2 separate regions of the Homo sapiens genome follow, and region 1 is linked to region 2. Evidence: read pairs that join two places in POLR2A ChIA-PET (ENCODE). Cell type or tissue: GM12878. All regions are shown on one strand. Links, peaks and the distances in the headings refer to the core of each region. The heading gives the core; the rest is flanking DNA. Region 1 overlaps LIMA1 (LIM domain and actin binding 1). Region 2 overlaps LARP4 (La ribonucleoprotein 4).

What was found. ChIA-PET counts read pairs that join two places held together with the same protein. Peaks named below come from ENCODE experiments on the same cell type or tissue, not always from the same donor. Only the 100,000 strongest peaks of a DNase experiment are listed, where the experiment ranks them.
Region 1: POLR2A ChIA-PET joins it to region 2 with 16 read pairs; 2 of 35 experiments call an interaction of 5 or more read pairs at or near these places.

The regions. Positions count from the first base shown.
Region 1 is chr12:50,244,674-50,260,331 of GRCh38, reverse strand. LIMA1 (LIM domain and actin binding 1) reads left to right here. Exons shown (of 11, transcript NM_016357.5): 2 at 11,558-11,699. The coding sequence starts at 11,581. It also overlaps the pseudogene RNU6-1093P. Among named protein-coding and RNA genes, the nearest start is that of MIR1293, 18 kb to the right of the region's middle. RefSeq lists a silencer at 13,313-13,362. In GM12878, for the core only: no CTCF peak of the experiment used is centred there; a DNase peak (open chromatin) is centred at 6,157; H3K4me3 peaks cover 2,825 bases; H3K27ac peaks cover 3,861 bases.
Region 2 is chr12:50,436,890-50,452,547 of GRCh38, reverse strand. LARP4 (La ribonucleoprotein 4) reads right to left here. Exons shown (of 16, transcript NM_052879.5): 6 at 14,710-14,813; 7 at 11,999-12,109; 8 at 10,905-10,958. Among named protein-coding and RNA genes, the nearest start is that of SNORD133, 12 kb to the left of the region's middle. In GM12878, for the core only: no CTCF peak of the experiment used is centred there; a DNase peak (open chromatin) is centred at 9,756; H3K27ac peaks cover 756 bases.

The DNA of each region.
Region 1 (15,658 bases), core at 4,957-12,956, 190 kb after region 2:
ACTAAAAATACAAAAACTTAGCCGGGTATGGTGGTGAGCACCTGTAATCCCAGCTATTCGGAAGGCTGAGGCAGGAGAATCACTTGAACCCAGGAGGCGGAAGTTGCAGTGAGCCAAGATTGCGACATTGCACTCCAGCATGGGCAACAAGAGTGAAACTCTGTCTAAAAAAAAAAAAAAAAAAGAAACTCTAGGAGTGGAAGCCAGGAAAGTTAGGCCTTAGGATCCAGCTTTGGGAATCATGTGGAATAAGTGACTTTTGATGAGTTGAGAGTAAGTGAGCTCGCTCAGAGAAGGGAGAGAGACTGACTCTTTATTGATTCCTGGGAGTAAGAGTGGAGGTAGGAAAAGAGGATTCTGCAAGAAAAGAGAAAAGTGGAATTTATTCTCAATTACACAGCCTCATTTTTGTTGCTTTTGCTCTGGGTCTTAGTGTTTTTGAAGGCACAAAATATCCTTTAAAAGGCGATAAAGAGATCAAATATTATTGAAGTGAGTCTGTCCTGATGTAAACATTTACATTCTTGTTGACCCCTGGGAATTTGGTCAATGTTACAATTGTGCTATTGTCTAGATTCATGTTTCTACACATACCTGAAGCTCTTCCAAGAACAGTAGCAGTGATTATTCTAACATGCCTGCAGACTTGTCTATCATCATGTTTCTGAATAATAGAGTAGTGAGCTTTTTATTTATAACATTTGATGTTATTTAGTGGTTCCATTTTTTTATATTGTGAGTTTATATGAGAGTTTGAATAAGCTAAAATTACTGGGTAATTCACAGTTCTGAAAAATATATGCTTCCTCATAACTAGTCTTGGGACTGCAGGATAAGCATTCAGTTTCTGTACTAATTGTGTTTCAGATAAAACTTAAAGCTATGTGTAATTTTATGGAAGGCGTATTTATAGAGTTCTTTCTATTTAGAAAGCAATGTATTAAATACTAGATGTCAGAAGGTTAAAAGACAAAGTAGATCTGTCTTCTGACTTCAAATATCTTGCTATTGAGTAGGAATTATGAAATTATTATAAGGCAGGGGGATTGACTTATGCTGATTAGGAATAGGGCTAGGGCAGTTTGGAAAAGGGCCATGTGTGTTCTTTCACTTGAGTCTTTTAAGGTGAATAGGTTGAGTACGGGATAACATTTCAAATGGAGTGAAAAAAATATACGGTGTATCATGGGAGGAGAAGCTGGTTATGGCATAATTTTAGAGATTCTAGATCTGTTTTCAGAAATCAAAGTTCTGTGGGGTTAGGCTTTTTACTATCAGAGAAAGAAGTTATAAATAAGCCAAGAGGGAATACTAGAATGAACCTTGTGATGCTAGACTGGAGTCAGAAATATCAGTATGAATTTATAGTTTATAAAATTTTTATAGGGCTGGGCGCGGTGACTCACACCTGTAATCCCAGCACTTTGGGGGGCCGAGGTGGGCAGATCACGAGGTCAAGAGATCGAGACCATCCTGGCCAACATGGTGAAACCCTGTCTCTACTAAAAATACAAAAATTACTCGGGTGTGGTGGCGCATGCCTGCGGTCCCAGCTACTCAGAAGGCTGAGGCAGGAGAGTGGCTTGAAGCCGGGAGGCAGAGGTTGCAGTGAGCCGAGATCGCACCACTGCACTCCAGCCTGGTGACAGAGTGAGACTCCATCTCAGAAAAAAAAAAAAAAAAAAAAAAAAAGTATAGGTAGATATAGAGCTAAATAAAGAAATGTGTGCCTATAGGCCAGGCACAGTGGCTCACACCTATAATCCCAGCACTTTGGGAGGCTGAGGCGTGAGGATCACTTAGGCCCAGGAGTTTGACACCAGCCTGGACAATACGGGGAGACTCTGTCTCTACAAAAAAATTTAAAATATTAGCCAGGCGCGGTGGCATGTGTCTAGTCCCAGCTACTTGGCAGGCTGAGGTGGGAGGATCATTTGTGCTCAGGAGGTAGGCTGCAGTGAGCTGTGATTGCACCACTGCAGTCCAGCCTGGGTGACAGTGGATTCTGTCACACACACACACACACACACAAAAAGCAGTGTGTATACATGGGCCAGTATACATACATATAATTCTTGGTTTTGTCCACTAAGACGCCTAGAAGCAGTGACATCTCAGTGGCAATGAGCATAACTAGTAGTGCCCAGATGCTAACTTCTCCCATAAAAGAAAACAGGGCTCCTTGGGGAAATAGTTGATTCCAGGGCTGAGGCATGGTAAATACAAGACGAGCCTGGAACATCTTGCAGTGCTAGAAAGTAAGGAAGTGCTAAAAACAAAACAAACAAAAAACAGGGCAAGTTGAGAGAACACTGGAGCCAAGCCAAAAACTCCAAGAGCTGGAACAATTTAAGCAATAAAATAAGGATAGTATTGGATTATAATACAGGGAATAAAGTAACTATCTATGAAACCATCCTAATATAAATAAATGGTTGGGCTGGACGTGGTGGCTCATGCCTGTAATCCTAGCACTTTGGAGGGCCGAAGCAGGAAGATCATCTTGTGGCATACTGCCAAGGTTACTACTTGAGACCATCACTATGACAGTTACTACTGTTACTACTTGAGACCATCATTATAAGACTGAACTAAGGGTGTGGAAAGCAGAAATGAAAACTTAAAAGTAACTATTTTAAAGGAAGGGGTCAGAGGAAGAAAAAGAGAGTTCCCTGCTTCTAGTGAGCAAAGGCAGCCCACTGAGCTTCCACAGCCCTTTGTATTTATTGGGTAGAAAGAGCAGGGAGGAGGAGGTAACGATTGGTCAGCTGCTTAATTGATCACAGGTTCATATTACTGTTAACAGGTATCAATTATGCCTAATCACAAGAAACACTGCTGGTGTGACTGCCCTCAGCATTCCTTCTGGGTGGCAGATGCAATTTGTCAGTTTGCCAACATTCTGCATTCATGAGAACAGTTTGCTGTTTACTCATATAGCCTCCAGTGGTATACTGAGTTGATCACGACCCTCACTCTTTCGGCCTTCAACATCATCTGAGCTCAGGAATTTGAGACCAGCCTGGACAACATAGGGAGACTTCATCTCTATGTAAATGGTTCTAAGTAATGTAAAATCTTCTAAGTAAATGGTTGAATAAATGAGGGAGAACAAATCTTCGTTATAGAAGAATTTCAATTAATAAATGTAGAAAGGATGACAGTAACAGAAAATCACCATTAGAATACCAGTAATAATTGCCATAAGCAAGACACACCCATGAATGCTAAAATTAATGGGAAAAAGTTTAAGGAGAAACAGAGTCAAAGTTCTCCCTCATAATATTTATGAATTACAAAGGGAAAACAAATAATAACTTTACAGAGGAGAAACCTGATATACCACATTAACCATGTGATCAAGGCTAATGTCGTGAGTAATAAGACATCACATCAACATCACGTACCCTCTGATATGATGCACTGTGAAGGGAACATCAACTCTGGATTATTCCTTTCAAACATTTATAATCTCAATCTAATCTGAGAAAATATCATGTTTTTTAAAAAAACTTTTTTTTGTTTTGTCTTTTGAGTATTGCAAGATGTTCCAGGCTGATCTTGTATTTGCCCTTCCCCAGCTCTGGAATCAACCGCTTCTCCAAGGAGTCTTGATTCTATTTTATTGGAGAAACCAAGAAACCCAAATTGAGGAACATTCTACATAATATCTGACCAATACTTTCAACAATATCGAGGTCATGAAAGACAAGGAAAAGCAGAGTAACTGTCATAGATTGGGGTAGACTTAGGAAGACACGACAACTAAATGCAGTGTATGATCCTGAAACAGAAATAAGACGTTAATTAAAAAACTGGTGGAATTTCAATAAAGTCTATAGTTAATAGTATTGTACCAGTGCTCATTTCTTAGTTTTGCTAATTGTACTATGGTAATATAAGATAAAGCTAGGTGAAATGTATATGGGAACTCTTGTACTGTTTTTGCAACTCTTATGTATGAAATTGTTTCAGAATAAAAGGTGAGTGCTCACTTCAGTCATACATATACTAAAGTTGAAATGATACAGAGAAGATTAGCATGGTCCCTGTGTGAAGTTAACACACAAATTTGTGAAGCAGTCCATGTTTAAAAAAAAAAGTTTAAAAAAAAAAGGTTAAAGAACTATTAACTTCCAGCCAGGCACGGTGGCTCACGCCTGTAATCCCAGCACTTTGGAAGGCCGAGGCGGGCGGATCATGAGGTCAGGAGTTCAAGACCAGCCTGACCAACATGGTGAAACCCCATCTCTACTAAAAATACAAAAAAAAAAATTAGCCGAGTGTGGTGGCACATGCCTGTAATCACAGCTACCCAGGAGGCTGAGGCAGGACAATTGCTTGAACCTGGGAGGCGGAGGTTGCAGTGAGCCGAGATTGCGCCACTGCACTCTAGCCTGGGCGACAGAGTGAGACTCCATCTCAAAAAAAAAATAAATAACTATTAACTTCCAAAAAATGTTCAAGAATGTGAATTTAGTCACTATTTTTGTACAGAAATATAAATTTAGAAATGTAATTTTCTGAAAAAACATTATGTAGCAATGTATTTCATGTTGCTTTTATTTAAAATTCCCTTTGCAACTTGAAGTTTTTTAGTTTTTTTTTTTCTTTTAATTGCTCCCTTTTACCTGATGACATTCAAATTGGGAAGAGAGGTTGGTAGAAAAACTAAAACTCTACAATCTATTTCTTAAAAATAATGTTTTTCTTTTCTTTCTTTCCTTTCTTTTCTTTCTTTTCTTTACTTTTTTTTTTCTTTTCTTTTCTTTTTTTTTTTTTGACAGGGTCTGGCTCTATAGTCCAGGTTGAGTACAGTGGTGTGATCACGGCTCACTGCAACCTTAACCTCTAGGCTCAAGTGACCCACCTCAGCCTCTTGAGTAGCTGGGACCACAGACACACCACCATGGCCAGATAGTTTTCTGTATTTTTTCTTTGTAGAGACAGGGTTTCACCATGTTGCCCAGGCTGGTCTCAAACTCCTGAGCTCATGTGATCTGCCTGCCTCGGCCTCCCAAAGTGCTGGGATTACAGGCATGAGCCACCACATGTGGCCCATTTTTTCTTCATAAGTGAGTTTGTAGTTTTTACTTTGTTCTAATTTTTTGAGGCTATGTTCAGGAAGCCATACAGCTTGAATAAGTAACCATCTCAGGAGAAAAAAAAGAGAGGAGGCCACTGAGATCGGATATATAAGAACAGGATTTTATTAGTGGCTTGGGGAGGGCTGGTTGCAGGGCCAGCTCATTTATTTTTTGGTTTGGTTTGGTGGTTTTTTTTTGTTTTGTTTTTTTTGGTTTTGTTTTGAGACAGAGTCTTGTGCTGTTGCCCAGGCTGGAGTGCAGTGACACAATTTTTCTTCTGCCTCACCCTCCCGAGTAGCTGGAATTACAGGCATGCACCACCACGCCTGGCTAATTTTTGTATTTTTAGTAGAGACAGGGTTTTACCATGTTGGCCAGGCTGGCCTCGAACTCCTGAACTTAAGTGATCCACTCACCTAAGCCTCCCAGAGTGCTGGGATTACAGGCATAAGCCACCGCGCCCGGCTGTTTTTGTCCAAGCCTGGTTTCTGAGAGACAGTTTCCTTGGTCAGGAGAGTCTGTAAATGAATTTATTAGAATAGGTTTCTTGGAGCAGTTACCGGCCTCACCGTAAGCAACAGCTTGAGGAAGCAGATACCTGGGGCAGATTTCCCAGTGAGTCACTCTTCAACTTTTCAAGGACCTTTGTTCGAGAGATCTTTATCTCCAAGCTACAGCTTACCCTACCCTAGGACAATTTAGTGGCCCATCTCAAGCTACCTGGTTTGATAAAAGAACATTGATCCTGGGAGTTAGAACTCTAGCTCTAATACTAACCAGCTGGTGACTTTGGAAAATGATTGGAGCTTTATGCATCTCAGTTTCCTCACTGTAAAAAAGGGGATTTGGTTACTTGATTTCCAAGCTACTTTCTTAATGAAAAAAATCTGCCATTTGTATCTGAAACTGAAGGCATCTTCCTTCTCAGCAAACTGTTCCCCTTTCTATGTATACCATTTATTTGTCATGCAACGATCCTTCTAGTCTCTGAAGCTAAAAATCTGTGTTTATTTTTGTTATATGTTTCCTTTAACTCTTGCAGCCAACTGTCTTCCAATCCAGCAGTTCTTCCTTCACAGTTCATGTGGTAGTAGAATGCATATGACTGAAGAGAATGGGTTTTGGAGTCTGAAAGTCTGAAAATGGAACTCATATCTGAGAGAGACTGTGTGGGTGGGGAGAGATAATATACCTTTCTTTTTTTTTTTTTTTTTTTTGAGACAGAGTCTCGCTCTGTCGCCCAGGCTGGAGTGCAATGGCATGATCTCGACTCACTGCAACCTCTGCTTCCCGGGTTCAAGCAGTTGTCCTGCCTCAGCCTCCCAAGTAGCTGGGATTACAGGCGCCTGCCACCATGCCTGGCTAATTTTTTGTATGTTTAGTAAAGACAGGATTTTGCTACATTGGCCAGACTGGGTCCGGAACTCCTGACCTCAGGTGATCCGCCTGCCTCAGCCTCCCAAAGTGCTGGGATTACAGGCGTGAGCCACCATGCTGGCCCCAATACCACACCTTTAATGCAGGCCAATGAAAGCCAGTTACTACAATGGAGGGTATTCCAAGTGAGCCCAGGATAACTTTTAAGTTTCCCTGAAAGCAGGAATGATTATCTCTGATATTCACCACTCTGGGAAGATACTCACCACTATTCTCTTACTGAAAAATAATTTGTATGGGTTTTCAGCTAGGTGGTTCAGGGATTTTTCTAGCTGGTTTTCTACATTGGCTAAAAGTGGCGGTTTTAATCATTCTTCATTAATTGTAGTTGAAAGAAAATGGACTTTGGAATCAAACAGAATATGCGTTTGAATCCCAGCTCTGCTACTTTATAGCTAAGTGATCTTTGTAAAGTTAATATGTCTGAATCTCAATTTCGTTACCATAAATATAAGACAATAAAACCAATCCTGTAGAATGATTGTGAGGATTGAGATATATGCAAAGCATAAAGTTAGTGTCTTAAAATCTTCCAAGAGTCGGATTTCTAACTTTAGCTTTGAATTTGTAGTTTCCTATTGTATATCATTTGGATTTCTCTTGCTGACATGTATGTCTCAACATGTGTAAATCAACACTCATCATTTTCCCTCTTCTTTCTATATTTACTGTCTCTGTTAATGGAATCAACAGCCTTCCATCATTCGGGTTTGATGATGCCAGCTTTGATTCTCTTTTACCCTAAGTTCATTTTATTCTAAGAACTGTCAATTTCTCTCTTCCCACTTTTCCATTTCCACCTACCCTAATTAATTTACGAATTTAAACCTTGATTACCTCTCACTTAGTTTCAGGATCTTCTTGACTAGTAATTTAGACTCCAGTCTTTTTCCCTCTTAGCAAGTTGCACACTACTGCTGAATAATATTTTAAAATATGATGTTAGTCATGTTACATGCTTTTTCAGAAACTTTCTGTGTTCCACCAGAGAGACTGTGGTTAATCCACTACAGAGATCTTATCTTACAGGTGTGGATATTGAGGATCAGAAACTTTTTTTGTTATAAAAACCATGCATGTGCTAAGTAAATAGCACATAAGATTAGACCTAATCTCTGATCACTCATGGGTTACTTCTTCCCACTATTGAAATATGGCCCAAACTCCTTAGCATGGTTTTCTTCCCAGTCAGGCCCCATTATGTCTTTTTTTTTTTTTTTTTTTTTTTGAGACAGTTTCGCTCTTGTCACCCAGGCTGGAGTACAGTGGTGCAATCTCGGCTCACTGCAACCTCCGCCTCCCAGGTTCGAGAGAGTCTCTTGCCTCAGCCTTCCGAGCAGCTGGGATTACAGGCGCGTGCCACCACGCCCAGCTAATTTTTTGTATTTTTAGTAGAGATGGGGTTTGGCCATCTTGGGCAGGCTGGTCTCAAACTCCTGACCTCAGGTGATCCGCCTGCCTCAGCCTCCCAAAGTGCTGGGATTATAGGCGTGAGCCACCACACCTGGCCAAGTCTTGTCTATCTTCAACTTCTCTTGCACCTAGAGTTTAACTCACTCCCCAAAGGTGCTAATGCTATTCTCCTCCTTCCTCCTCCTGCCTTCACTTTGATGAAATTCTGCCCGTTCTTTAAGTCCCAAGTCATCTGATATCTTTTCCTTTCCCTCTCACAAAGCCAGAAAATCAGGTCTTGTATTCCTACACCACGCATAGCCTCTAACCACATTCTGTCTTGTACTATAAATATTTGTGTGTATGTCAGCAAGCACAGTAGATTATGTACACCATTCAGGCAGGGACATCTCCCTACATCTCATAAGAAGTAGTTATTCAATAGCCTGGTACCAGAGTCTATCAAAAATCATGTATTGATTCTCACGTTTATCTGTTTCATAGGTACTAATCACATTGCTAAGAAATAACATTATGCTTCTGTGAAGACAAGTGTGGTCAGGGTGAGAGTCATCTCATTCCCTGAGTGTAAGAACTCTAAGAACTGTGTGCCTCTCCTAGCTGTATACCAAAATAGATGTTCTGACTTTTCTTAACTTTCTGGCTGGGAGTAATCAAAACCACGGACTTAGACTTGGGAGTTAACCTTTTTTTTCTTTATCGTGCTCGGTATCTCAAATAATAAATCCTTTTCCTTTTTTAGAAACATACCTTTTTTTTTTTTTTTTTTTGAGGTGGAGTCTCATTCACTCTGTCACCCAGGCTGGAGTGCAGTGGCATGATCTCAGCTCACTGCATCCTCTGCCTCCAGGGTTCAAGTGATTCTCCTGCCTCAGCCTCTCAAGTAGCTGGGATTACAGGGGTGTACCACCACACCTGGCTAATTTTTGTATTTTTAGTAGAGTCTGGGTTTCACCATGTTGGTCAGGCTGGTCTTGGACACCTGACCTCAAGTGATCTGCCTGCCTCGGCCTCCCAAAGTGCTGGGATTGCAGGTGTGAGCCACCGTGCCTGGCCTGCAAATGTATCTTGTATATATTTTTTCCCCTTTGATCCAGAGTTGATCTTTATGGAAGAACTGACAGTATTTATACCCACAACTATATTGGTAGTATATTTCTACCAAATAATATCTTAAAGCATTCATTAGCATTTCCTTAACTTGCCTTACAGAGTTTAAAAAAAACTATGATAGTTTTATATAGTTAAGTTTAGCTGAAATGTTTGTTGCTTCTGTGTCTTTTTCATCTTAGAGAAGGGGCTGGCATTGTTTGGTGAGTCTGCCAGTTTAATACCAGATAGACAAATAGGTATCATGTATTATTTGGTACATTCCAGTTTATTGCAAAGTACATGTATAGAATTAAGATTATTTTGTTCAGGAAGAAAAGAAAACATTAAAAACACTAAACAGTAACATTTATTGCTTACTTATTCTGTATCAGGGTCTTTTCTTCTTTATCTTATTTATTTCTCATAAGAATACTGTGAAGTAAATGCTATTATTATGGATGAGAAATCCAAGTTTTAGGGAAACTTTTCATTAAGTGATGAGGCCAACATTCCCACTTAGACTTATCTGTCTCTAACCCAGAGCTCCTTACCATTAAAGGGCATACTATGCCTTCCAACATGAGGATTAAAACATATTAACAAAACTAGTATTATTTTCCGACAAGGATTTCATTGGAAGAACAAATATTACATGTAGAACAGTAGTAGTGTGGTCTTTTAGAATTGTCCATTGCTTATTCTGCATCACGGGACTTTTTTTTTTTTTTTTTTTTTTTTTGAGAACATCTTGGTCTGTCACCCAGGCTGGAGTCCAGTGGCGCAATTCATAGCTCATTGTAGCCTCCAACTCCTGGGCCTAGTAGCTAGGACTATAGGTGTGTGCCACCACGCCCAGCTAATTTTTAATTTTTTGTAGAGAAGAGGGGGTCTTGCTATGTTACCCAGGCTGGTCTCAAACTCCTGGCCTCAAGCTATCCTCCCAAAGTGCTGGGATTACAGGTATGAACCACCATGTCTGACCCAGGACCTTTTTTTTTTTTTTTTTTTTTTTGAAACGGAGTTTCGTCCTTGTTGCCTGGGCTGGAGTGCAATGGTGTGATCTCGGTTCCCTGCAACCTCTGCCTCAAGCAATTTTCCTGCCTCAGCCTCCCAAGTCGCTGGGATTATAGGCATGCGCTACCACTCCTGGCTAATTTTGTGTTTTCAGTAGAGACAGGATTTCACCATGTTGGTCAGGCTGGTCCTAAACTCCTGACCTCAGACCTCAAGTGATCCACCCACCTCGGCCTCCCAAAGTGTTGAGATTACAGGCATGAGCCACCATGCCCAGCCTGACCCAGGACTTTTAATGTGAAATGGCAGCTTGAGTTGCTGGATTTAAATACTCTCTGTGTTCTACAGTTGTCAAGGTTATTGAAAGCAGTACCTGATGAACCATACATTCAACCAGATCAGTTATGCTCTTCGGTTGCCAAGAGCTGCAAGTAGTACTTTATTTTTCTTTTACTTCTGGTAAGCTGTGAATTAGCAGTACTTTATTATTATTTTTTTTTAGTTTTCAAGACTCCTGGATCAGAAACAAAGTGGTACTTTATATTTTTCACTCTTCAAATAAGGAAACTGTTGACTCATTTCTAATCTCTCGTCTTCTGGACAAAGGTTGGAACTCCTTTCCTTTGGTAATTAGTGGGGCAAAATAACCAAACGATCCAGATTAATGGGTAGGGACTAGGTGATATCAAGGGTATGGCTTTATGTATTCTTTGGCTGAAAGGGATGTTGGAAAATAGGGTTTGTCTCCTGAACTTAAAGTACATTATACTTCTCCTTGATAAAGGCTTTAAAATGAGAATTATAACAAGAGTCAATGATAATAATTATACTTAAAATGCTCTTAATACTACTGTAATATACCCAGTATTTTAAATATATTATCTCCTTAAATCTATATCAAAACCTCCTAAAGATAGATATTATCCTTATTTTTTAGCTGAAGAAAGTGAAATGGAAAATATTACATAATATGTTCAAGGTAACAAAGTTAGGATTTCCCCGAAGTCTGTCTCACCTTAAAGCCCTGCTCTTCCTATTACACCACGCTGCGCCCCCAGCTCTCTCCCTGGCACTGAGTGGCCAGTGCTGCAGAGCTTGGGGAGAGAGGGCAGCCAAAAGAAACTTGAATGTAGGTAGAAACTAATTTGGACCTGGCTCTACTGAGATGCTGACTGTACCTCCCCTGGGATGTAATTCAGAAGAGGGAAACATTTCACTCCAAATGTGACTTTGGAACAGACTTCAGTTCAGGGAAAGGCCAATTGATGTTTGCACAGTGGGGTCAGTCATAAAATGGAACTGGAAGGGACCTTAAAGGTCATCTGGTGTAGCCTCCTTTTATAAGAAACCACAACCCAAAGATATTGGATCATTTGACCAAGGTTACACAGTTTGGGGGAGAACAGTGGAGGAGTGTGGTCTGCAAGTTTAGGGCTCTACCACACCACTGCCAATCCTTGGATGTTGGAGAATCCTCTTCTGTGTCTAATGTTCTGACTTTCTTTATTGCATAGGTATTTCAGTGTCTGTAGACAAGATGGAATCATCTCCATTTAATAGACGGCAATGGACCTCACTATCATTGAGGGTAACAGCCAAAGAACTTTCTCTTGTCAACAAGAACAAGTCATCGGCTATTGTGGAAATATTCTCCAAGTAAGTGCTGATCCTGGTCCAAAAGGACCATCTGTCTGGAGCACACATTGCCACCTGTCAGGGAAATTGGTGAAGGAAGTACATAATGTAAAATAATTTTATTGGGCGCCTCGTGGATTTTAAACACTATATGAGGTACTGTGGAGAAGGAGGAGGAGGGTAATAATCAGAAGATACATTCTATTCTTTGAATTTTTGTTTAGTTTGTGGAAGAAACAGTTATAGACACAAAAATTATTTTAAAAAAGATAATTATGAAATAATTATAAAGCAAAATATCAGCAAGTCTAAAATGAATAGGAGTGAGGATTAGGTACAGAATAAGAGACAGAGCATCACAGACAGGAGCTCATCAGGAAGGCTTTCTGGTTGAGATGAGTGTTGAGGCGAGTTTTGATTTGGTTGAATGGTGCGTTAAGCACTCTCTATACCTGCACTTTCCAATGTGGTAGCCACTATATAGGTGGCTATTTCAGTTTAAGTTAATTAAAATTAAATAACATTTAAAATTTAGTTTTAAATGTTTACCAGCTGCATTTATCACTTTTCAAGTGCTCAGTAACTACTTGTTGGTGACTGTCGTATTGAACAGCACAGAAACATTTCATCATTGCACGAAGTTCTGCTGAAAAGTGTAACCTACACAGGCACACTACAGCCCACTGGCTGCTGATTAGTAAATAAAACTTCATTAGAACACATCCGGTCAGGCGCGGTGGCTCATGCCTGTGATCCCAGCACTTTGGGAGGCCGAGGTGGGTGGATCACTTGAGGTCAGGAGTTCAAGATCAGCCTGGCCAACATGGTGAAACCCTGTCTCTACTAAAAATACAAATATTAGTCGAGCATGGTGGCACATGCCTGTACTGTAGTCCCAGCTGCTCAGGAGGCTGAGGCAGGAGAATTGCTTGAACCCAGGAGGCGGAGGTTGCAGTAAGCTGAAATCGTGCCACTGCACTACAGCCTGGGCAACAGAGCGAGACTCTGTCTTAAATAATAATAATAATAATAATAATAATAATAATAATTCCAGCATTTATTTTGCTTTTGAAGCTCCAGTTTGGGCAGGATCTCTGCTCTACTTAGCATCAGCCAGGGTGGCCCAAAGGCTGGGAGCTGTAATCATCAAAAGGCTGGCTCACTCACAAGTCAGGCGGTTGATGCTGTCATCTGGGATCTCAGCTGGGGCCATGGTAGGAACACCTACACATGGCCATTCCATGTGGCTGTTTGGCTTGGTGGCTCAGTTCCCAGGGCAATCATCCAGAGACAGAGGGAAGGAGGGAAGAAAAGGGGGAGTTCAAAGTTGTGTTGCCTTTTATGACCTAGCCTCGGAAGTCATACAGTATCACTTTTACCACATTCACTTCATTAGAAGTGAGTCACTAAAGCTGACTCATTTCGGGGAAGGGCAATTTGACTCCACCTTCTCTGATAGGAGGAATGTCAGAATTTTTTGGACATTTTAAATTTTTTTAATTAAAAAAAAAATGTTGAGACAGGGTTTCACTCTGTCACCCAGGCTGGAGTGCAGTGGTGTGACCACACAGCTCAGTGCAGCCTCAAACTCCTGGGCTCAAGCAATCCTCCCACCTCAGCCTTCTGAGTAGCTGGGACTATAGGCACACACCACTGTGCCTGGCCTGGACATGTTTTAAAATCATCCTATATTCTGATTCAGTATGTGTGGATAGAGTCCAGGAAATTATGTTTTTAACAAGTATCCCAGGTAATTTTTACCTTCAGGGAAGTTTAAGAAGCACTGGTAGTGGAAGGGATGGACTTGTGGAGTCAAAGCAGTGAGCTTGAAGTGGAATGAGTCGAGTCTAAGATAGGAGATTGAAGCAAAGGATTATGGAAGCTGAACACGAATAAAGGGAATAGGAAAGCAAGCAGTCTGCCATGGAAAAATACAGAAGGGAGAAGGAACTGGTGTAATTCATTTAGGGCCAGATGGAAGACCTCGGATGCTCTGCTAAGGTTAGGATTTAGTAAGAAAACCAGGGAACGCAATTGGTTTTCATGTGGGGAGAGTGACATGATCAGACCGGTATTTTAGAAAAAGCCTTCTGGCAACAGTGTAAAGCTATATTAGAAAGGTGAGAGATTGGTAACATGGAGACAATTTATGAGGCTCTCTTGGGAACCCAAGTGAAAGCTGTTGGGGGTCAAGGGGGAACAGGAATAGAGAGAAAGGGAAGGATATCAGACGGTGTTGAGATGTGATTATGGGACTTGGAAACTCCCTGTCCTGCACAGAAACTTCTCCACGTTCTTACCCTTTTCACCCTCCTTAGCCCCACCTGTCTTTAACTAAACTTGGCTTTCCCTTGACATGCATGACATGCATTCTGTGTTTGAGCAGTGGCTGCCTGCTCTTTCTTTTTTTTTTTTTTTTTTTGAGATGGAGTCTCACTCTGTCACCCAGACTGGAGTGCAATAGTGCAATCTCAGCTCACTGCAACCTCCGCCTCCTGGGTTCAAGCGATTCTCCTGCCTCAGCCTCCCGAGTAGCTGGGATTACAGGCACATGTCACCATGCCCGGCTAATTTTTGTATTTTTAGTAGAGATGGGATTTCATCATATTGGTCAGGCTGGTCTTGAACTCCTGACCTCATGATCTGCCCACCTCGACCTCCCAAAGTGCTGGGATTACAGGCGTGAGCCACCACGCCCGGCCTGGCTGCCTGCTCCTTCTGCACATGCTTCCCTGAAATATTTTGGGGGCCAGGGTTGCTACTCTTCTATATCTCCAATAATGTTTCCCATTCATTGTTTCTCATGCCTGCTTCTGAAGTTCTAGACATGTGCTTTCAGGCTCACATCTAACTATAATGCACTGTTATCCTCCCCTTCATTGCAGTGGCGTGCCAGCCTCCAGGGGACGCTGGCTTCTAGCATCATTTTTTTTTTTTAGTGTTTCTCACTGGGGGTGCTGTAGCATTTGGGGTAAGGCAGATCTTCCCCATGCAGGGTATTCATCATCATGCCCTCCTCTAAATGAACCCATGACATTGTGACAACCAAAAAAGAAAAAAAAAAGTGATAGGGGAGAAAACCCAACAAGATTCTAACACATGTGTCTAAATGTCCCCCAGGGCCATTGGCACCAATGGTGTCCTCATTAAAGGATCACTGGGTCCACATCAGTGACCTGTCTGATACTTTGGGCTCATAATTTCTTTTCTTTTTCTCTCTCTCTCTTTTTTTTTTTTTTTTGAGACAGGGTCATACTCTGTCGCCCAGGCTAGAGTGCAGTGGTGCAATTATGGTTCACTGCAGACTCGACCTCCCAGGCTCAAGCAGTCCTCCTGCCTCAGCCTCCCAAGTAGCTGGGACCACAGGCATGCACCACCATGCCCGTCTAATTTTTTATTTTTGTAAAGACAGCGTCTCACTATGTTGCCCAGGCTGGTCTTGAACTCCTGGATTCAAGCGATCCTCCTGCCTCAGCCTCCCAAAGTGCTGGGATTACAGGTGTGAACCACTGTGCCCAACCTGGACTCATAATTTCTTGATCTTCCCTGTTTCTGCAACCTGCATGTTGTCTCCCATGCCTCTGCCTCCCGTCTCAACCTATCACTCAGAATCCTTCTCTGAAATGATGCATTTGGAGAACCTACTGTTTGATTGGAGCCTTCTGTTTTTCCACTTGTTTAACTCTTATTCCCAGTGACCCTGTGTTTTGACCTCACCAGGACACCCAGCCCTGGATGTCAGTCCCCTTCCTGGCCTCACTTTCTTCCTTGCCCAGCTCAGTCACTTCAGTGAGGCTCTCACCTCTTCCCCAGTGCCTTTCTCACCACTCTATTCTGTCATTGTCCAGCCCAGCCAGTTCTCATTAGGATTTGGGTCCTATAGTAGCACTAAGGAGAGTTAAGAGGTTGGAAAAGGCTTCATCTTTAGGGCCTTCTTAATCTTGCAGAGAGAAAGTGCAGAGGGATCTCACAGGTCCTTC
Region 2 (15,658 bases), core at 2,839-10,838:
CTGGGAAGGTAAATTAGTATAGCCAGTATGGAAACTAGTATGGAGATTCCTCAAAAGTTAAAAATAGGCCAGGCTCAGTGGCTCATGCCTGTAATCCCAGCACTTTGAGAGGTTGAGGCGGGCAAAGCACTTGAGGTCATGAATTCCAGACCAGCCTGGCCAAAATGGTGAAACCCCGTCTCTACCAAAAACACAAAAATCAGCTGGGCATGGTGGCACACGCCTGTAATCCCAGCTACTTGGAAGGCTGAGATTGCAGTGAGCTGAAATTGTGCCACCGCACTCCAGCCTGGGCAAGAGCAAGACTCTGGGTCAAAAAAAAGTTAAAAATAGAAGTACCGTATGATCCAACAACCCTATGTATATCCAAAGGAAATGAAATTAGTATGCTGAAGGGTATCTGCACTACTGTCTGTGTTGCAGCATTACTTATAGTGGCTAACATATGGAAACAACCCGGTGTCCACAGCAAATGAATCGATGGAGAAAACGTGGTGTACACACACACTGGAATACCATTCAGTTGTTTATTTATTTATTTTTTTGAGACAGAGTCTTGCTCTGTCGCCCAGGCTGGAGTGCAGTGGTGCAATCTTGGCTCACTGCAACCTCCGCCACCTGGTTCAAATGATTTTCCTGCCTCAGCCTCCTGAGTAGCTGGGATTAGAGGCACCCACCAACACGCCCGGCTGATTTTTGTATTTTTTTTAAGACACAGAGTCTCACTCTGTGGCCCAGACTGAAGTGCAATGACACGATCTCAGCTCACCACAACCTCCACCTCCTAGGTTCTAGCAATTATCCTGCCTCAGCCTCCAGAGTAGCTGGGATTACAGGCACATACAGCCATACCCAGCAAATTTTTTTGTATTGTTAGTAGAGACGGGGTTTCACCCTGTTGCCCAGGCTGGTCTGGAACTCCTGAGCTCAGGCAATCCACCCGCCTCAGCCTCCCAAAGTGCTAGGATTACAGGCATGAGCCACCGCGCCTGGCCTTGATTTTCATATTTTTACTAGAGATGGGGTTTCACCATGTTGGCCAGGCTGGTCTTGAACTCCTGACCTCAGGTGATCCGCCTGCCTTGGCCTCCCAAAGTGCTGAGATTACAGGCATGAGCCACCATGCCCAGACCCATTCAGTCTTAAAGAAGGAAATCCTGTCATTTGTGACAACCTGAATGAACCTAGAAGACATTATGCTAAGTGAAATAGGGCAGGCACATAAAGACAAACACTGCATGATCTCACTTGTATTTGAAATCTAACAAGGTGGAACTCATAGAGACAGTATAATGGTGGTTACCATAAGCTAGGGATAGGGGGAGGCAGGGACTGGGGAAATGTTTCATAGGGTATAAAGTTTGTGTTAGAAGAAATAAGTTCTGGAGAGCAGGGTGATGATAGTTAATAATAATGTATTATGTAATTCAAAATTGCTGACTTTAAATGTTTGCAATACCAAAAAGGCATGTATACAATTTGATTTGCCAACTAGAATAACTTAATAAAGCTGTGGGGAAAAAATATACCCACGTGACTATTCACTAACACTAATTGTAAAAGGTGAGGAAACCTATGGGCCCCAGAAGCAACCCAACAGTCCATCACCAGTTGAACACAACGTGTACATCCAAACAACTGAGTATCATAAACGTAAAAAAGAACTGAAAAAATGCTCTAAACACCATTATGAAGTGACTTCCAGAATACACTATTAAGTCAAAAAAAAATTAACAGGAGACAAGGCAGCCAGGCACAATGGCTCATGCCTGTAATCCTAGCACTTTGGGAGGCCAAGACAGGTGGATCACCTGAGGTCAGGAGTCAAGACCAACCTGGCCAACATAGTGAAATCCCATCTCTACTAAAAAAATACAAAAAATTAGCCAGGCATGGTGGTGCACACCTGTAATCCCAGCTACTCGGGAGGTTGAAGCAGGAGAATTGCTTGAACCCAGGAGGCGGATTTTTTTCCGAGATTTTCATATGGGAAAAAGGAGAAACAGACATGAGGCAGAAGAAAGGAAAACCATACAGCCTGAATTTAAATTGTAAGCATCAGTACAAACCTACATTTTTGTCTTAAAACATAAAAACTAAACAGCTCTGTCTAAAAAAGCTTAGAAACAATGACAAAACCAGTAGACACAAATACTACTTGTGTCTAGGCAGTGGTCCACAAAATACCATTTCCCCATAAAGTAGCCTAAGGATTTAAAAGAACTGGTTGACTCCAGTCCTTTGGCATGAAATGTGTAAGAGCCTGGAACATCTTGACAAACTGCACAGCAAGGTAACCAGTAAAGATTGCTACGGCTGGCCAGGCAGGGTGGCTCACGCCTGTAATCCCAGCACTTTGGGAGGCTGAGGCGGGCGGATCACGAGGTCAGATCAAGACCATCCTGGCCAACATGGTGAAACCATGTCTCTACTAAAAACACAAAAAATTAGCTGGGCGTGGTGGTGCACACCTGTAGTCCCAGCTACTTGGGAGGCTGAGGCAGGGGAATCGCTTGAACCCAGGAGGCGGAGGTTGCAGTGAGCTGAGATCGTGCCACTGCACTCCAGTCTGGCAACAGAGCAAAACTCCATCTCAAAAAAAAAAAAAAAAAAAAAAAAAAAAATTGCTATGGCTGTATAACAAAAGGTCTCAGGAGTCAATTCAAAGAGGCCAATATCAACACGAACAGTAAACACCCCAAATATGTTTAAATATTCAAAACCGAAAACAGATAAAAATTGGCTAAAAAATCAACACTTTTAAAAACTGGTAATAAAAGCCAGAGTCAAGCATGTAACATGGATTTCACATAGAACCTGTAACTCAGGGTAATGAAGATGAGTAAGAGTTTCTAATAAATGAAAAATAGATAGAGAAATACCACAATTTTAGCAATCTCTAATGAATTAACAGACCAATGAGCATAGCAGCTAGCTTTTGTATCCTCTCTATTGCCCCAAAAATCAAACCCTTGCTACCAAGGTAGCAAGGCATCATGCCTCTTGCTACCAAAATGCATGAAATATGGGAGACAGATCAGTATCTAGCTACTTTCCATGATAGCCATGTCTTTAAAAAACAGAAAAAGAAAAAAAGATCTAGCGACCAATTTGCATGAAAAACAGGAGAGAAAGGACAGAGAATCATGTTAAACTGCACTCAAGAATAAAGGCAGCAAAATCTATATTCCAAGAAACACTGCAAGACAGATAATGATTATCTTACCCATAAACTTCCAAAAGAAAAAAATACAAAGTTATAGGAAAAAACTACAGATTTTTATTTTTTATTTTACTTTCTTTTTGGACACAGTCTTGCTCTGCCGCCAATGTTGGGGGTGCAGTGGTGTGATCTCGGCTCACTGCAACCTCCTCCTCCAAGGATCAAATGATTCTCGGGCCTCAGCCTCCCGAGTAGCTGGGACTACAGGCATAAGCCACAAAGCCTGGCTAAATATTTTTGTATTTTTAGTAGAGACAGGGTTTCACCATGTTGGCCATGCTGGTCTGGAACTCCTGGCCTCATGTGATCTGCCTGCCAAAGTGCTGGAATTACAGGAACGAGCCACAGTGTCCAGACCAGATTTTTAAAGAGGAAAAAACGAGAAAGAAGGGGAATCAGGAAAATATGAAAAGTGACTAGGTACTTGATAATGTTCAAGACATTGTTCATTTTTAAAAGTCTAATGATGATATTGTCGTCATGTATTAAGAAAGAATCTCGGCTGGGTGCAGTGGCTCACGCCTGCAATCCCAGAACTTTGTGAGGCCAAGGCAGGCAGATCAACTGAGGTCAGGAGTTTGAGACCAGCCTGGCCAACATGGTGAAACCCTGTCTCTACTAAAAATACAAAAATTAGCCAGGCGTGGTGGTGGGTGCCTGTAATCCCAGCTACTCAGGAGGCTGAAGCAGGAAAATTGCTTGAACCCAGTGGGGCAGAGGTTGCAGTGAGCCAAGACCACACTTCACTCCAGCCTGGGCATAAGAGCAAGACGCAGTCTCAAAAAAAGGGAAAGAATCCCTCTTGATAGAGATACAAATCTTAATTTATTTATGGATGAAATCTGAAATTAAGGTTGAAATTTGCTTCAAGATGACTGGGGTTGTGGAGAGAAATGAGTGGGAATATAGAGGAAACAATGGCCATTTTCTACTAACTGTTAAAATTGGGTAACATTTATAGAGTTTCAGTCTTATAAAAAGAGTTCTGGAGATAGATGGCAGTGATGGCTGCAAATCATTGTGAATGTATTTAATAGCACTAAACTGTACACTTAAGAACAGTTAAGATGGGGGGAAAAAGATAAAACAAACAAAAATAAGAACAATTAAGATGGTATATTGTATGTCCATTTTGCCAAAATTTTAAAACTGGGGGCTGGGGCCAGACCTGGTGGCTCACTCCTGTAATCCCAGCACTTTGGAAGGCCGAGGCGCGTGGATCACAAGGTCAGGAATTCAAGACCAACCTGTCCAAGATGGTGAAACCCCATCTCTACTAAAAATACAAAAATTAGCTGGGCGTGGTGGCAGGTGCCTGTAATCCCAGCTACTCGGGAGGCTGAGGCAGAGAACTCCTTGAACCTGGGAGGCAGAGGTTGCCATGTGCTGAGATTGCGTCACTGCAGTCCAGCCTGGGCAACACGGCAAGACTCCGTCTCAAAAAAAATAGAAAAAAATGGGGGGGGAGTGGTGCGGAGCTGGGCCCAGTGCCTGACACCTGTAATCACAACACTTTGGGAGACCAACGTGGGAAGATCACTTGAGTCAGGAGTTTGAGACCAGCCTGGGAAGACAGCAAGACCCTGTCTCCACAAAAACAAACAAACAAACAAAATAATTAGCTACTCTGAAGGCAGAAGGATCCCTTGAGCCCAGGAGTTCAAGGTGGCAGTGTGCTATGATCACGCACACTGTACTCCAGCCTGCGCAACAAAGTGAGACCCTGTCTCTTTAAAAAATAAAATAAAATAAATAAAACTGGGGGAAAAAATTGGATAATGGGTAAACAGTAACTAATTATACCATTTTATCAATTTATATGCTTCAAATTCCTATATTACTTTTAAAAAGGAAAAAAATGCTCTAACACTTGGTAAATTTATAAAGCAGACCATTTTATGCACTGCTTGTGGCTGCTTTTGCCCTGCAAGTTGCTGCAACAGGAATTACATGGCCATCAACATCTATAATATTTACTGTTTGGCTCTTCAAAGAAAATGTTTGCTGACCCTTTTAATAAAACCACAGGCTGAGTATGCCTTACCCAAAATGCTTGGTACCAGCTTTTTTTGTATTTAGGAATATTTGCATTGTATTTTCCAGTTGAGTATCCCAAATCCGAAAATCCAAAAGGCTCTAATGAGCATTTCCACTGAGCAGCATGTTAGTACTCAAAAACTTTTCGATTTTGGAGCAATTCAAATTTAGGATTTGGGATGCTCAAGCTACATAATATGAAGATATAAGAAGGTTAGATTAGAAACCAAAGGCACACCAAGTTGCTGGGAATATCAAATGAAATAACACATGTGAAAGCATAAAATTACCACTGCAATGAATGTATGAAAGATACATTTTATGATCCTTACAGCCATAGGCCAGGAACCCTCCTCCACTCCTAAAATTGCAATCAGTCAAACAATAAGAAATCAATTATGGCCAACCTTGACAAACTGATTTTAACAAGACCTAAAAAATAACTATGGCTATTGCTTTTACCTAAGTAATGTCATACATTATAGTACACTTTAATGTTAAAATGTCCCCTAAGGAACTAAAATCAAGTAAACAGCATTATTTTAAAAATACAGTCCACTAGGCCGGGTGTGGTGGCTCACGCCTCCAATCCCAGTACTTTGGGGGGCTGAGGCGGGCGGATCACAAGGTCAGGAATTCGAGACCAGCCTGGCCAACATAGTGAAACCCTGTCTCTACTAAAACTACAAAAATTAGCCAAGCATGGTGGCATGCGTCTGTAGTACCAGCTACTCGGGAGGCTGAGGCAGGAGAATCGCTTGAAACCCAGGAGGCAGAGGTTTTGGTGAGCCAAGATCATGCCACTGCACTCCAGCCTGGATAACAGAGCGAGACTCCGTCTATAAAAAAAAAAAAAAATATATATATATATATATATAGAGAGAGAGAGAGAGAGAGAGAGAGAGAGAGAGAGAGAGAGAGAGAGAGAGAGAGAGAGAGAGAGAGGGAGAGAGAGAGACCACTAGTCAAGAAAACAGCAATTGGTCAGGCGCGGTGGCTCACACCTGTAATCCCAGCACTTTGGGAGGCTGAGGTGGGCAGATCATGAGGTCAGGAAATCGAGACCATCCTGGCTAACATGATGAAACCCCGTCTCTACTAAAAAATACAAAAATAAATCAGCCAAGCGTGATGGCAGGCGCCTGTAGTCCCAGCTACTCAGGAGACTGAGGCAGGAGAATGGCGTGAACCCAGCAGGCGGAGCTTGCAGTGAGCCGAGTTTGTGCCACTGCACTCCAGCCTGGGCGACAGAGCGAGACTCCGTCTCAAAAAAAAAAAAAAAAAGAAAAAAGAAAAAAAGAAAACGGCAATGAAAGAAATATTTCAGGGCATGGAACTGCAGGTGAAAAAGAATCAAAAAAAGGGAGGGAAAATAAGGACTCCAAGATGACCCAGATGTCAGACTGCAGACAAAGTTTTAATACAGCTCTTACAAGTACATATATTCATGGATAACATTTATGTTTCTAATAAATTGAAATTAAGGGGAAATCACAGCAGAGAGAGAAGAAATATTTTGAAAAATGGAAACTCTAGAATACAGCATCTAAAATATTCACTGGACAGTCCTATCACATTGGGGACAGCAAAAGAAAAGTTCAGTGAACTTGAAGATGAACCCAAATCCACAGAAATGATCCAATCTGGAGAACAACAACAACAACAAAAATAGGTTGAAGAAAAATGAACAGAATCTCAGTGACATCAATCAGTCCAACATATGAAATTGGAGTACCAAAAAAAGAAAGGAGAAGAGAGGGCAGAAAAAATTTTTGGCAAGTATTTGGAAATTCCCCAAATGCAGTAAAGAATATCAACATACAGAGCCAAGAAGTTTAGTATTTCCCAAGTATAATAAGTAAAAGCATACTAGACACACCATAGCCAACCTACTGGAAACCAAAAATAAAACATCTTGACAGCAGGCAAAGAAAAAGGACACATCATATACAGGGGAAGAACCATGTGAATGATGGTGAACATCTCATCAGAAACAAGAGTCCAGAATGGTATCTTAAAAGAATGGAAAATAATTTTAGCTGTCATCCCTGCATTCTGTATCCATGGAAAATACTCATCACAAATGCTGGGCGCAGTGGCTCACGTCTATAGTCCCAACACTTTGGGAGGCCTTAGTGGGGGGATCGCTTGCCCTCAGGAGTTAAGAGACCAACCTGGATGACACAGCAAAACTCCGTCTCTACCACAAAAAAAGTAGAAAAATTAGCTGAGCATGGTGGCATGCACCTGTAGTTGCAGCTAACTCGGGCCGGGGGTGGGTGCGAGGCAAGAGGAGGCTGCAATGAATTGAGATTGTACCACTGCACTCCAGCCTGGGTGATAAAGCAAGACACTGTCTCAAAAAAGAGTGTGAAATACCAGACATTTTTAGTTAAGGAAAAACTAAGAGAATTCGTTGCTGGTTGGTACTGTAACAAACACCAATGGAAGTTCCTTAGGCTGAAAGGAACTGATACCAGTTATTTTCAGGCATAGAAATCACAATTGAAACAGAATGAAGCACTGCCTCTTAATGAAATCATCAATAAATTAGGAAATGAGTGGATAAACATTATCCACTTAATGTCCCTTTCCTCCAACGTCATCACTTCTAAATCACAGAACTTTAGAAATGAAGAGCATGGACACTACAAAGAAACAAACCAGAACCTTACAGGTTGGCCTGACATACTCAAGATACAACAGCTGGTGGCAGAAAGCACCACCAGGATTGGAGTATAGCATTCCTTGCTTCTGCACCTGTCTTTCCAGGTGTTAGGTCATTTGATTTTAATAAATGGTATAAAAGTTAATGTGAATTTTCTTGCAACTTATGTTGCTATGTGATGGCTCATCAAAAGAAGCATAAAGAAAAACTAAAATGGCAGAGAAAAACATTACTTATAATAAAATATTTGTGTTTTTACTACTATATCTGAGACCCCCAGCAAAAGCAATAGAAATAAGAAATGGGAGGTATAAGGAATAATCAAAATAGTGATTATCTGTAGACATTAAAACATTAAAAAAAATCAGTAAGACACCAAGAAGAAAAAGCAACCAAAATTATTTTAAAGTAGTAAAAATGAATTGAATTAACAATGAAATACATAATAGTTACCATAATAATGAATAATGTAGGCTAAAACAACCAGCTGTCCCCAATTTAACCAATAAATTGAACAGAATTCCATTAATTCCATTATAGATTTTGTTTGGCTGTTTGTTGGAACTAGACAAATATTCTAAAATTGTTTGAAAATGTAATGATCTAAGAAGAGCCAACACAATCCTGAAAAATAGGGTCAAGGACAAAGAACTAGCAGAAATAAATAAGGATATTATAAAATGATGATAATTAAAACAGTGATATCTGGCCAGGCAAGGTGGCTCACACCTGTAATCCCAGCACTTTGGGAGGCCGAGGTGGGTGGATCACCTGAGGTCAGGAGTTCGAGAGCAGCTTGGCAAACATGGCAAAACCCCGTCTCTACTAAAAATACAAAAATTAGCTGGGCGTGGTTGTTAGGCACCTGTAACCCCAGCTACGCCGGAGGCTGAGGCAGGAGAATCGCTTGAACCCAGGAGGTGGAGGTTGCATTGAGCTGAGATTGTGCCACTGCACTCCAGCCTGGGTGGTAAGAGTGAAACGCCATTTCAAAAATAAATAAATTAAGAAAATAAAATTAAATTAAATTAAACAGTGATATCCAGGAATGCAATCATGGTGTGGTGGCTCACATCTGTAATCTCAGCACTTTGGGAGGCTGAGATGGAAGGACTGTTTGAGTTCAAGAGTTTGAGACCAGCCTAGGCAACATAGACCCCAACTCTACCAAAAATTTAAAAATTAGCCAGGCATGATGGTGTGCACCTGTGGTCCCAGCTACTTGGGAGGCTGAGGTGGGAAGATCACTTGAGCCTGAGAGGTCGAGGCAGCAGTGAGCCGTGATCATGCCCCTGCACTCGAGCCTAGGTGACAGAGAGAAAGAAACCCCAGTCTCAAAAACAAAACAAAACAAAACAAAACAGCCATATTGGTTCAGGGAAGCAGAACTCAAAGAAAACAGAGAATCTGAAACAAATCTCATAGCTGCAGAAGTTGCAGAAGAATAGAAATGACAAAAAATTAAGTGTTGAAATAAATGTCTTTCCATATATGGGGAAAAATAGAACTAGATTCCTATCTTATACTATATATAAAATTAATTCCAGATATACCAAAGACCCACTTCTGAAATACTTTAAAACTTTAAAGCTATTAAGAAGACTCAGGAGAATATCTTTATAAAAGCCTCAAAGCAGGGAAAGATAAAAGGGAGAAGAACATCATAGACAGAGGAAGTAGAATGACAGCTAGAAAACAGCCTCATCTGTAATATGGAAACTAATAATCCCACCTACTTCACAGCAATTATGAGATTTAAATATGGTAAGTTCTTAGAACCTCTTAATAAATGTAAGTCACTGTTATCCTAGTTCTTCCACTTACTAGTTATGTGAAACTAGGTAGGTTACCCTCGTGTCTTATTATCCTCACTAGGAAACTGAAGAAAACAAAAGCACTATCTCATTAGGTTCCTGTAAGGATTAAATGAGTCAATACATGTAAAGTGCTTAAAACAGAAAGTGACACACAGAGTTCAACACAGAGGGATTAGTAAGAATAATGTATTACATTTACAAATAAGAATAACTATAGCACACAGGGAATGAGGATCAAGTCGAACTAAGTGTATGTTACTGGATTATGGTTTAGAACACTAGCTCTGGTAGCAATGTGAAGAACAGATTGTTAAGGGGGGGAAAAACTGGTAACACAGCAGTTAAGAGGCTACTCCAAGTGTTCAAGCCTAAACAATGGGAGATTTTTGGAAAGCATTTTCACAGGACCTGAGAACAGATTAGACATGTAAAGACAGGGATCAAATGTGTCATCAGTGACAATGCCTAGGTTTCCAAATGGTTGTATTGATGGTACGTAGTGATGCAGTTAATTGAGATGAGGTTGAAAGTACTGTGAATATTTTTCATCTGTTACTAAAAATTATTTCTATTGCTCATTTTGAGATCTGGAATTATCTCATATGTTGTAAATCAGCATCTAATTAAACCTCATGCTATTTGAAGTTACCCCTTTGTAAAGAATTGCTGTACACAAAGTATTTTTATGGCTTATCAAAGGATTTTCTGAAGTAGCACATAATACAAGCCAGAAAATTTGTTGTTGTTGTTTTTGAGACAAGGTCTTGCTCTGTCCCCCAGGCTGGAGTGCAGTGATGCAATCTCTGCTCACTGCAACCTACGCCTCCCGGGTTAAAGCAGTTCTCCTGCCTCAGCCTCTCAAGTATCTGGAACTACAGGCGTGTGCCACAACACCCGGCTAATTTTTTCTATTTTTAGTAGAGATGGGGTTTCATCATATTGGCAAGGCTGGTCTCGAACTCCTGGCGTCATGCTATCCACCTGCCTTGGACTCCCAAAGTGCTGGGATCACAGGTGTGAGCCACCACGCCTGGACCAAGCCAGAAACTTTTTGAAAGTCACTATGGGTTTTTATAAAATATTATCTGTCTGTATTTTTTAAATTCTCATACAGAGAACCAAAACCTGTTCTGGTTTCACACTGATCTCTATTTCTTACCATAATTGGCTTGCCCTGAAATGTTTTAACTTCTTCTCTTAAGTATTTAAAAGCCTGTTAACAAAGCACAAAAAAAACTTTCATTAGCATTCAAACATTTCAGTAAAGTTATCTTTATTATGTTGAGAGTTTAGTATTAAACTATAAAAACAAAATTATGTAGGTGATTCCACTGTGCAGGTGGACAGGGAATGAAAAAGTAAAAATGTAACGCCTTCTCAATCACAGTTCATATTTATTGTAGAAAAGCCACCATGGATTACTGCAGACAAAATGCATTAGGATTGAAAACAGACCCAAAATATCCCTAGAAACCAATTTAAAAATGATCAACTTTCTAATAAATTGTTTTAAAAAATAAAAATCTGTGAGTGATTTTTAAACACCCTTATCATAGATATATTTGTGTTTCAAAGGATTATTTCTCTTTAAGACATGTTAACAATTAAGAATAAAACCATCACCGGGTGCAGTGGCTCATGCCTGTAATCCCAGCACTTCGGAAGGCTGAGGCAGGCGAATCACGAGGTCAGGAGTTTGAGACCGGCCTGACCAATATGGTGAAACCCCACCTCTACTAAAAATACAAAAAATTAGCTGGGTGTAGTGGCGGGTGCCTGTAATTCCAGCTACTTGGGAGGCTGAGGCAGGAGAATCACTTGAACCCAGGAGGTGGAGGTTGCAGTGAGCCGAGATTGCGCCACTGCACTCCAGCCCGGGCGACAGAGTGAGACTCCGTCTCAAAAAAAAAAAAAAGAATAAAACCATCAAGTCAAAATTCCAAGAATTTTGTTTATTGCAGACCTATTATGTACTAAAAATACCACTAGGTACATGGTTCTCGATCCCTATGTTAATTTTAAAACTGTTATGTTAATATTCTTATCGACAGAAAACAAACTTCCTAAATCAAAACTGAAAAACTTTAGGAAGATGATCAAAAAGGAAACCAATTGAGCAAAAGCAAAAGGGTGACCAAGGTACTCACTAGTCTTGATAAACATCAGTGTAAACACACATTTTCTCAATTAAAATATACCACTACTTATTTTGCCACTAGGATGGACTTGTATCAGAAAATGTTTTCTTCTTACCTGTTGTGCATCTGTGTCTGACTGGAAAGTGATATACCAGTTGCTATTGTGTGCAAACTCACAGCTTATCACTTTGGGGCAGTTTTCACTTTTGAACAAACCTTTCACTTCCTAAAAAGAAAAAGAAAATTAGTTAACTCTAAAAAATACATCAATAATTGGCATTTTTTGTTGGTTTGTTTACTAGTAATGTTAAGCCTATCTTCATGTCTTTGGTCCTATCACTTCACTTAACTTTTGCCCATTTTTCCACTGAGGATGGGCTGTTTCAAAACAAATACAGAGTTAATAGGAGATATATTTGAGTCTGGTCTCAAACTCCCGGATGCAAGCGATCCTTCCGCCTGAGCACTCCAAAGTGCTGAGATTACAGGCACGAGCCACTCCACTTGGCCAGGAGATGTATTTTGTACATGATTTTGGGATGATTTATTTTACAATAAGCAAAGCGTAAGTATTTCACTTCCAGTGGCAAGCTAAATGCTTAGTGAAATCTCCCCTGTCCTTTTCCTGCCTGGCCTCCCACAGGACAAGTGATATCTTTCATTAACATTTTCTAGGCAATACAAATTTTCACGCATTCTCATTTAATCCAGTTGCTTTGCTTACAACACATACATTAGTTAATGTGCAAACATATCTTCTCTTTTCCGTAATTAGTATAAATGTAAACAGAAACTCCAACAGCTATATGGATTCAGAAAAAGGGTGACTACCAAAACTCAAAATGGTAAAACTGTTAATGGATTGAAAGAAGCTTATTAAAAAAAAAAATTAAGTGAACATTAAGTATCCTTAAGAAGTAACAGAAGGAAAGAAAATATCTACTGAAATAGCAAAGGTCAAATGCAGCCTGAGAGCTCAGTGGCTCACTTCTGTAATCTCAGCACTTTGGGAGATTGAAGTAGGGGAATTGCTTGAGCTCAGGATGAGCCTGTACAGCATAGCTAGACACCATCTTTACCAAAAAAAAGTGAAAATTGGCTGGGCATGGTGGCTGGCTCCCGTAGTCACAGCTACTTGGGTGGCTGAGGTAGGAGGACTGCTTGAGCCAAGGAGTTTGAGGCTGCAATGAACTATGATCGTACCACTGTACTACACCCTCAGTGACACGGCAAGACCTGTCTCAGAAAACCATTGATTGAGGAAAAATTTCTTAACATGAAAAAAAAATTTTAAAAGCAAAAAACAAAAAACTCCTCAAAAACCCAACAAAACATTTGGTACCTTGTTTTATTTACTGTTTTTCATGTGTATGAACTCTTTATGTATTCAGAATATGAATTGTAATAACCGCAAAAATGATAATGAAATGGGGCACAGTGGCTCACGCCTGTAATCCCAGCACTTTGGGAGGCCAAGGTGCACAGATTGCTTGAGCGCAGAGGCTTGAGAACAGCCTAGGCAACATGGCAAAACCCCATCTCTACAAAAAAGTACAAAAATTAGCCAGGCATGGTGGCATGTGCCAGTAGTCCCAACTACTCAGGAGGCTGAGATGGGAGGATCGCTTGAGCCCATGAGGTCAAGGCTACAGTAAGCCATGACTGTGCCACTGCACTCCACCCTGGGTGACAGACTGAAACCCTGTCTCAAAAAATAAAACAAAATAACACTCTGTTCTAAATAGCTAATCAATTACAATGTCAGTTACTAATTATCCTCATCTTCTTTAATGTATATCACCTTATCATGGCAACTTAACATGAAGCTCTGTGGCACAGTGATTATGAAACATGGGCTTTAGAATCAGAGAGATCATGTTCAAACCCAAACTCCTGTCATTTAAGAGCCCTTGTATCCTTGAGCAAGCTACGTAACCATCCTAACTGTCAGTTATTTCATCAGTAAAACAGGCAATAAAACCTTTGGCTTTAAATAATTGCAAAGTAATAACTGGGAGAATCTAATTGTCAAATTGATTATAATGTATCATTCAAATATTATTTTATTCCGGTACGTGTACCATACCATCTTTATGACTGCAACTTTGCTTTATATAATATTTCGCTGAACAATAGGGTTAGTCCTGCCTCCTTAATCCCTTTTTTTTTTTTGAGACAAAGAGTCTCACTCTGTAACCCAGGCTAGAGTGCAGTGGCTTGATCTCAGCTCACTGCAAGCTCCCAGGTTCACACCATTCTCCAGCCTCAGCCTCTCAAGTAGCTGGGATTACAGGCGCCCACCACCATGCCTGGCTAATTTTTTGATTTTTAGTAGAGATGGGGTTTCACCATATTAGCCAGGATGGTCTCCATCTCCTGACCTCACGATCCGCCTGCCTCAGCCTCCCAAAGTGCTGGGATTACAGGCATGAGCCACCCCGCGCCCAGCCCTGCCTCCTTAATCCTTAATCAAAATCTAGTTTTTCATTCATTCTTACAGATGAATTCTCAAGTTCCCAAAATAGCCTATTTATATATTAGTTGCCATTGAATCAATCTAGTAAATTCAGAATGTTTCACTGCAATACTTTGTCTACCCTTCTAAGAAAATAGAACTATATCTTTTCCTTTCTCTATACCATCCTAGTACTTCAGAATTAATGAAACAAATTAGTATTTAACCTTTTCACAGTAACTGATGAAGGCACTGACTTATGCTTTGCTTGTGTACCTCTTCCAATTTTTCTTCTTTGCCACGAAAGGCAGAAGAAACCTCTTTTAATTTAAACAGAGAACATTTAGTGTTAACAATTATTAATAATTTACCTCTATTGGTGTTGTTTCAGGAATCTCTCTAAGAATTACAATACAACGCTTATGACTTGGTCTCACTTTCTCACCCTTCTCATCAACTTGTACCATGGGAGAAGCTGAAATTTAAAAGAAAGGGTATCACTCAAACGTGACAAGTAGTGATATTATTAATGCCATTAAAGAAACTATTCATTTTAATTTCCAACTGAGTAAATTTGCAGAGGCTGGGTTAATATCCTAAAGAAACTAAGTTGTAGAATCAAAGATTATAGGTATGACAATTTTTTGGAGATTTGTATGTAAAGAACACTGTCAAATGTTATTCATTGAAAAAACATTCAGAGTACTTAACAGAGTAAGTTTGGCACTGCCTTCAGGGAGCATACAACATATATCTAATAAGGCAAATTTCTTGTATATAATAACCAAATTCTTCATTGAGGAGATAACAAATGGATGTTAACAGAAATTAGTGTACTTTCATTGGCCAAACACTATGTTGAGGAGTATAATGAAATCTGATATATGAAGAAATTCTTCCTAAGATTAAAGTTCAAGAAGCCCTTAAACTAAGAACTATATGCAAATTATAAGCTATCCAGGATTTCAACTTACTTAATCTTGCATACTACTACAGAGACCCAAAAGCCATCTTTTAAATGCTGATTATGAGGAAATATTATACTAAATATAGTAGCAAATAGTCCCTTCATGGAGTTAATATACCAGATCTCCATGAACAGGTAAGTAGAATAAAATAAGCAGTTAAGTGTGATGGCATAGGTATAATAAGTGCCAAGTTCCAGCCTAAACAGGTGGGAGATTCTGCCTCTCTTTGCCAACTTTTAATGCAGACAAGATTGGGTCATTTTAAGAAATGATGTCTCTACAAACCAATGAGAGATTCCATAAATGTTTGTAATCCTCTGTAATGTTCCATAAATGTTTGTAATCCTCTGTA